Linked DNA regions of Homo sapiens: region 1 is linked to region 2. A link is a contact called in ENCODE Hi-C or POLR2A ChIA-PET data. All regions are on one chromosome and are shown on one strand. The core of a region is the stretch at or near the end of the contact, and the rest is flanking DNA. Distances in the headings are between cores, read along the strand shown. Region 1 overlaps TEKT3 (tektin 3). Region 2 holds the start of PMP22 (peripheral myelin protein 22).

Region 1 (4,053 bases), core at 1,065-3,564, 42 kb before region 2:
AGATCAAGATGGTTTCATGGAGCACATAGTATCTGAAGAAGGCCTTAGTGATAGAAACAGTGAAATGATTTTTAGCTTGGGAGAGAGGTCGAAGCTCAAGTGACAGATTGAAGAGTGCCTGGATGACACAAATGCTAAATCTGTGATTGCACGAGGTCTCTGTAGTGTAGAAAGGATATTGCAGAGACATCACCCAAGGACAAAGCCTTGCACTGGAAGGGAATGAGGAGTAGTTGGAAAGGAGGGAGTTGGAACAACACTTGGCAAGAGAAAACAAGATGAGGGTCTTAAGGAGAGGGAGGTGTCAGAGAGGCCTCGATGTCAGCTTTGAAACTGAAGTTTCATGACAGCAGCTAGGGCCAGAGACAGAATCCAGGGGCCACTGAGAGACTGGGTGGGTGGGAAGTGAAGGCAGTGGGCACAGCCATGGTTGAATACATTTGGCAGAGGACTCAGTTGGGACTGGATGGGAGAGTGGTGGTAAAAACATAGGGTTTCCAAAAAAAAGATGATTCTTGGTTGTGTCTCCAGGCCATGGAAGGGAACCCAGGAAGAGGGACAGTAATGGGGAGGATGTGGAGCTACAGGAGTGCAGAGATCAAGATGCGTGGAGAAGGGAGGCTTTTCAGAGCATAGGACAGGGACTCTCTTTACAGAGAAAGAGGAGGGAGAACCAAAGGGGGATCCATGTTTACGCAATTTGGGGTGGTGGCCTCTTTAAGAAAAAACGAATACAAAATCAGGAATACAAAACTGCCAGTACTCCTCTATTGCAAGTGAGGTACCTGAAACTGAAGCCTGATTCTCTGCAAGGGAAATCCTCTGTGAGCAGGAAAGCAATGCTCAAGTTGGTAGGAAGAGAAAGTGGGAAGAGATGCACAGATATATGGATGTGAGGAGGGAGATCAGGGCCACTCAAAGCCTCACTTTTATCAGAACACAGAGGTGTGCTGGTCAGTAATTAACAACGGCCATTGGGGGCAGCTTGCAGGGAGCCCCTAATTTGGAGCATTTGCCAATTTCTGTAGTTGAAATACTCCCACCCTGGCTGATTTCCAGCTACCAAAATGAGGTTGCCAAGCCTAGGGTTGGGGAGAGAGGCGCCGCCCACTCTCCAGAGCAGGTGCATGCCAGCTCCAGTGAGACACGTGGGTTCCCTGGGGCAGGGCTGGAAAGGATAGACGGTCTTGGTGAAGCAACTTCCTCATCAGCGAGGTCAAGGCACGTGCTGGACATGGAGTGGACAGGCAAGAGGTGGGAGGCGGGTTGTTGAAGGGACCACACCAAAGCCTCAGGCAGTTGCTTCTCTTTGTCACAGACCCTGCAGGAGATTTTCCAGACTGAAATGACCATAGAATCCATCAAGAAGGCCATCAAGGACAAGACTGCCTTCCTGAAGGTGGCTCAGACCAGACTGGATGAGCGCACAAGACGGCCGAACATTGAGTTGTGCCGAGACATGGCTCAGCTACGGTAAGGTGGGAGGGGAAGGCTCGGGGCTCGCTCGGAGGGCCACCAGACCAACTGTGGTGCCTGGCTCTTTAGAAAGCTGCTTTCTGCCCATACGCAGCATGTAGGAGCCTTCTGTGAGAATGGTAGTAATGGGGAGATGTTGAATGCAGAAGAGTTTCAGTGTGGGATGATGAAACAGTCCTGCAGATGGATGGCGGTGACGGTTGCACCAACAGTGTGAATGTACTTAATGCCACTGATCTGTACACTTAAGATTGGTTAAAGTTTTATGTTATGTATATTTTACCACAAATCCTTAAAAAAGGAAAGGACATCAACGCTACACACACAAAAAGTGCTATTAAGCCTTTAACTCATTCGGGGAGGCCAGTGTGGTGTTCGGGTTCTTTTGCATGTTCTTGGAGTCTTCGGAGTTTCCAGAACTCCTGTCTTATAAGCAGCAGTTTGTGACTTTCTGTGTATTTCTCAGCATGGGGAACGCGACAGAAAAGGGACTTTCAGTACCAATTCCACTGACTCCTATCTACTCATTTGCTGTCTTTGTGACTGAGGATCTCATTTAAGTTTATTTCAATGTGTTTCATTCTCAGTAGAAATCAAAGCCAGCTGGTCTTCATCGAGCACAGCTCCTATATATACACAGCAGGAGGAATCTGACCCCACAGTTTATCTACTAAACACTACATGAATTTTATTATTATTTTCACTTTGAAGATTCATTTTGGGATGGACTTGTAATGAACTGGCCAAGATTCCCTCCCTACCCCCGCCACAATCCGGCTTCATTTCCAATTTCCCAATACCTGTGAGTCTGCCTTTTCTTTCTGGGTTTCATCATTGCTATTCTTAGGTCCTAAGATGCTCCATGCAGAAGTAAATCAACTTGATAGCAACTGGAGGAGCCAAGGGCAGTGCGTGAACTCCAGAAGCCTTTCTGGTGCAGTGGGGAGATGCCACTCGCTCTGCTTCCACGATAAAATTCTCTTATCTTGAAGGATTGATCCTAAGGATAAAATAAAGAAATAAGTGGTGGTTTGAGACAGTGGATTTCCTGAAATGGAAGGAAGGGGGATCTTGTGAGGCCAACATTGATGATGATGATAATAATAGTAAAGATAATGATGGCGATAATCAATGCAATGATAATAATAGCTGCTACCATCTCTTAACCTGACTCGATGCTGGGCACTGCCCTAAGCACTTTATACTATCTCATTCATTACCTTCATATTACAAGTGAGGAAACTGAGGCAGGAGTGGGTGAGTGGCTTGGCCCAGGCCACATTTAGTGGTGAGAGAGCTGCAGTTTGAGTCTTTGCCTGTCTCACCCCAGAGTTCTATTCCACCAAGCCATTTGCTTCTCTTTCTCCTGTGTTTTACGTTGTGTAATGCATTTACCATCCCCCTGTCAGGTACCTGATCTCATTTGAGAAGAGTTGGCAAAGTAAATGCTGCATGCTCATCTCCCTCTCACACAGAGGATGAAACTGAAGGTCACAGAGGAGATCATTATGATGAAACACCTTACGTGTATAGCACGCATGTTGTCTGTGTTGAGTGCCATGAAGCGTGCTTTAGGTTGTACGCAAATGATCTTCATTTCCAGGATGAGTTGTATTTCTCCTGGTGGAGCTGTTATCTAGGCCATAGCCACAGAAGAGATCACTCAGGCTGCATGTTTTTCAAAGTGGGTTCCATAGAACCCCTCTTCATGCACAGCTCATTATTTAGGATAAGCAGCTCTCCACTCCAGAGACTACATGGGCCCCTAGACAGCCAACTGGAGGCACCTCTCTGCTTTAGAAGAACCCAGCAGTGAGTGCACACCCACTTGGCCTATTAGAGTTAGATCACCAGTTTTGACTTTATGTAAATGTTATTAGGAGAAGCTGAACTGATGTTTCGTTCTCCAAAAATCTCTGCAGAGTCATCAAAAGTGGAGATGGGAACAAATAAATTGTTTATACTGCCGTTAGACAGACACAGGGTTGCTTTTAAAATGAGTTTTGGGTAGTGGTCTAATAGGACTTCGGAATTATCAAACAATGAGGCATTCACAGCTTCTCCTGAGGAGCTGAATGATTTTTACTCTTTTTTTTTTTTTTCCTATTCCTGGCTAAACAGAATTTGCTTTTCTTTCACTTCCTGCCGACTTCATGGTATGTCTATTTCCTCTGCTCCTTTACTGACTTTTGAACAAAACCTACTTTTGTTTCTGTCAAGTTTTCTTGTTAAAATATCCTTGCCAAAAATCTTTAGGATTATTATTGGGGGAGGGGATTACTTTCCTTTTTAAATGGATGGTTCTGAAAGCAGCCCTTCGGCGGTCTAGATTTAGAAAAAATAAAGATCATAAACTAAGGGGAGTGGGGACTGAGAAAAATTGCTGTTTTCATTTCAAGACTTACTTTTATTTAAAAATGTTCTAAACGAGTTATTTCAAAAGTGATTCTAAACATTCTTGGCATTTTTGGTGGCAGGCCAGACAGACCAGGCTCTGCTCTACTTAAATAATCTTTATGTATATATATATGCACACACACACACACACACACACACACACACACACACACATATATA
Region 2 (4,190 bases), core at 1,526-4,025:
GTGCTGAAAAAAAAATGGATGTCTTAGGATATGTTCTTGCTTTTTAATGGAAAAAGAAACGTGAATGCATAAATATGTATAATGTGAGAATATCTTTCATACAAATAGGACATTAAATGATAGTGTCTATGGAAGCATGATGAGAAGATATGCTAGGAACGTGCTGGGCACAATTAGGGGCACGGTAGAATGTGAGATAGTCCAGGCTGTGAGTACGGGATCTGTAGCCAGAATGCCTGGTTGGAATCCAGCCTCTGTCATTTCTTTGCAGTGTGTCTTGAGAAAGTGACTGAACATCTCGCTGTGCCTCAGTTTCTCCCTCTTCTAAAAGAGGATGATGGGGTGCCTATTTCATACGGTTGTGAGGATTAAGTGATTTGATGCATATAAAATATTCAAGATGGTGCCTGGCATATGCTAAACACGAAGTAAATATAACCTATTATCATCATTATCAAGGACTTGCGGATAACTGATGCTACTGAGCCGATGGAGCGTGGTGTAGCAGAACAGCTCAGGTGCTAGAAATAGCCAGTCTCATTGACTCAACTGTGTTTCCTCAGAGAATCCCGATTCTCATTTTTCCTATCTGTAAATGGAAGGGAGGATAGCAAATAATAATAAATGTTATTTGGTGACTATTCTATGTGTTTATTTTGCAAGAGGCTCAGTGGGATATAGCCTACAGCTTTGCAGAGACATTGCTCAACACAGATGCATGGGATAGGGGTCCCATTTGGCTGAGAAAAGGTTATTGGAAATGGGAGACGAGGAAGGAGTTTTCCTCACCTGACTCTGGGAAGGGAAGAGAGTCTGGCCCAGATGGGTAAAGACAAGTGTGTTGGCATCTGGTAGACAGGGCCAGTGGCACACAACAGTGAACAGCTCTACTGCTGACAGCCAACAGGGACTTCGGGGTTTGGCTGCTGGAGATGGAGGACCTGGGCAAAAGAGACGTGAGGCCAAGAGAGCAGGTCTCAGAATGTGGAGCTCATGGAAGGAGAGAGGGAGGGCTAATCAGACTGCTCCTATCTGGCCAGAAGCCATGCCCCACACTCACCAGGCCCTACCCCTTTTCCTCTGAATCTTTAGCTCTTAGATCAGAAATAATCTTACGTGTCTTCAGGCTTGATCCTGGCCTGACGGACAGCAGCCTCTGTCGTGTAGCCTTTGGAGCTGATCATGGCAGTACCCAGGAAAAGACTGTCTGGAGAGGCTGCAAAAACCATGCTCACTGTTCCCAGTCCCCGTACAGACCATGTCAGAGGAGGACTGAGGGAGGCTCCTCTCTCTCTCTCTCTGTCACACACACGCACACGCGCACACACACACACACAGATACACGCGCACACACACACACCGTTTTGCCTGGCAGAACAGACTTATAACTTGCATAATACTGCAGCAGCCCACACTGTACCTCATCTCCATTTGGGTTCCACAACAGAAGGGAGCTGGAAGGAAATCAGCGACAATCTAACTCCACATGACAACCTGGCTGGACAACGAAACATCCAGCGGGGAGAAAGACACTGGAAATTACCCATACCTGAGCCCCATCCCAAAACACCTGAGTCAGCTTCTCTGACCATGGCCCAGGCTAGGTCATTTGCAAAGCTCTTGAGTGATTCTAAAGAACCACTGCTGTGAAAAATAAAAATGATTTCAGCAAAGAGAGAAAGGTGAAACTATTTTATTGGCACTGGCTGTGATGCTGGCTGTGAGCAGATGCTGGCTGTGGGCAGAACAGGGGAGAGGGCCATTGAGAGGCCCTTGTGACTGGAGAGTCCAATCAAACGTAAAGTGTGTGACAGGGAGGGACTCCTCCAAATTCTGCAGGTCTCTCCAGACTGGGGATCCCTAACACAAGAGGAAGTCTTATGCCCCAAGTGCCAGAATTCCAGGAAACTCATGCAATGAAACCAGTCCTCTTGTGTCAGAGTTTGCAGCTAGAAGCGGTTCAAGGGATGGAGGACTCTCTGGGAGCTGGAGTGGTACGCTGCAAAGAACCTAAATATGCCATAACTTCCTTTACTTCCCTCTCCAAGAATTTCCAATTGCTCTTCCAGCCTATTCTGCCTGACAGGTTAGAAAGTTTTCAATAGTTTTCAATAGAGGTTCGTTTACTTGCATTGAATTATCTCATGAAGGTCAGCTTGATTCGGGCACATTAAAGACAGAGTCGGAAGAACACATTTCCCTAAGTTTTATTCTAATGTACAACACATGTGATCATTTGCGATGGGGTCTAGGCAGACAAGGCAGGTAACAGGGAGTCCTTCCAACCAGGGGTTGGAACAAAGGAGGCTTGATTTGGTGACTCTTGAGACATTTGGCTCACTGCTGTGATGCTGTGAGAGATTAGCTGTGCAATGTTTGGGCTCCTTAAAAGGAAGTTTATTTAAAATAAAACTTACCTGCACGTATGTAACACTGTAGACACAGATCCTTCCCACAGTATATTTAATCTCTGCAGAATTCACTGGGAGGGGAGGGGAGCCAGTGGGACCTCTTGGCTATTACACAGGTTGGCACTTCCAGAGAGAACAGTCTTGGCATCACAGGCTTCAGGCATACTCAAAGCTCTTCTCCCTTCTGATTCCAGTTTCTCCATGCCCTGCAGGGCCTCTTGGGATTATTGTATTCTGGAAAGCAAACAAAGTTGGACACTGTCTCTTTAAATAATAGAGGCTGAGAACCTCTCAGGCCACCATGACATATCCCAGCATTGGACCAGCCCCTGAATAAACTGGAAAGACGCCTGGTCTGGCTTCAGTTACAGGGAGCACCACCAGGGAACATCTCGGGGAGCCTGGTTGGAAGCTGCAGGCTTAGTCTGTCGGCTGCGGGTCTCTGACTGCCCTGTGGGGAGGGTCTTGCCTTAACATCCCTTGCATTTGGCTGCAAAGAAATCTGCTTGGAAGAAGGGGTTACGCTGTTTGGCCGGGTGAGTTTTATTGGCAAACTGTGCCTCTGGGTGATGTGTGCCTATGCTTTACAAGAATTGCCTAATTTCCCACCCCCTGCAAGCCGCAAATGAAAAGGATTGCAGGAGAGATGGTGCATTTGTGTTGGAATTGACTGGAGATTCAGAGGGCTTTTTATATCCTTGGTTAAAAGGTGGATATATACTCTGGCTGGGGAGGTGGGGGGCCATCTGAGAGCATCTAGAAACCCTAATGCATCCAGATTGAAAGGAAGAAAGGAATCTAGATGCTTTTTCCCCCATGGAAAATAGCTGTGCACACACAGCTGGCAGGTGGCCTTGGTAAGCAGGTTAGGGAGAAGCTGCCACCTGTGGCAGAGCCTTGGCCAGCCGGGCTCTGGGTGTGGCAAGCCTGGTCAGCAGGCACTGAGTAGCACTTCCTCTGCCACCATTGAGAACCAGGCAGGAGGCCAGAGGCAGTGAGGGACAGATGGGTTGGGTTTACCTGTCTGGCAGTATATGGTGTGGCTGTGACCTGGGTGGTTATTGATTAAACTATTGGGTTCAAAAGAAAGGAAGAAGCGAGCTGTAGCACCCAATATATGCACTTTTCTGTATGTGTATTAGACTTTATTAAAAAGTTTATTTGAAAATCACAAAGGAAGGGAAAGAAAACCCTGAGTTAGATATGCTCATATTTCTAAAGTGCTTACTTAGAACAGTCCTGAGTATGTTGTGATCACATAAGTGTTGGTTAAATAAATAAATGTCCAAATGGCATAAAACAAAGTAATAATTTCTAGAGCAAATCTAACTTATAAAATGACCTGTGGAGGAAAGAAAACACTGCCATGTCTTTAGACTTTTTTTTCTACTTGCATATGCACTTTCATTTATAAATCTTTATCTATCTATCTATATCTATCTATCTATCTATCTATCTACCTACCTACCTACCTACCTATCAGAGTTACAAGCTACTTTAGTGCAGAGGTGGTCAGGTCTTCCCTGAAAGGTTGATGTGAGAGTTAAATGTGATATAATAATAGTGGTGGCAATTTGGGCACTGGGCCCTTATTATGTTGCAGACACGATGTTAACTGCTTTGTACATATTGTCTCCTTCAATCACCACCATAAACCTTTAAAGCAGGCATTACTATTTCCTTTTGCACCTGAGAAAACTGAAGCTCAGTGAACTTGAGAAATTGCCCAAATTCACAACAAAAGTAAGCAGGGTGATTAGGTTTGTTGGAGCCCAGAGC

What was found. Hi-C counts contacts between places; a loop is a spot of excess contacts on that map. ChIA-PET counts read pairs that join two places held with the same protein, here RNA polymerase II (POLR2A). Pooled maps may share reads with other maps.
Region 1: a map of transverse colon shows a loop between it and region 2 (3-fold over the local background). The contact joins the enhancer-like site here to the promoter of PMP22 in region 2. A Hi-C loop is called at or near these places in 8 of 168 maps with a recorded cell type or tissue (IMR-90, Right ventricle myocardium inferior, gastrocnemius medialis and 5 more) and 11 of 50 pooled maps. POLR2A ChIA-PET finds 5 or more read pairs at or near these places in 4 of 52 experiments (A549, AG04450, HEK293 and 1 more).

What each region holds. Positions count from the first base shown.
Region 1 is chr17:15,306,084-15,310,136 of GRCh38, reverse strand. It overlaps TEKT3 (tektin 3), which reads left to right. Exons shown (of 9, transcript NM_031898.3): 8 at 1,319-1,473. It overlaps LOC124903932 (a long non-coding RNA gene), which reads right to left. Exons shown (of 3, transcript XR_007065634.1): 2 at 2,277-2,476. Among named protein-coding and RNA genes, the nearest start is that of TEKT3, 33 kb to the left of the region's middle. Within about 2 kb of position 2,314, at least 3 of the 41 ENCODE cell types and tissues checked have a DNase peak (open chromatin) inside an H3K27ac peak, as active enhancers do; they include transverse colon, where a contact is called at or near this core.
Region 2 is chr17:15,263,911-15,268,100 of GRCh38, reverse strand. It overlaps PMP22 (peripheral myelin protein 22), which reads left to right and starts at 2,775. Exons shown (of 5, transcript NM_000304.4): 1 at 2,775-2,947. LOC124903931 (a long non-coding RNA gene) reads right to left here. Exons shown (of 2, transcript XR_007065632.1): 2 at 2,192-2,645.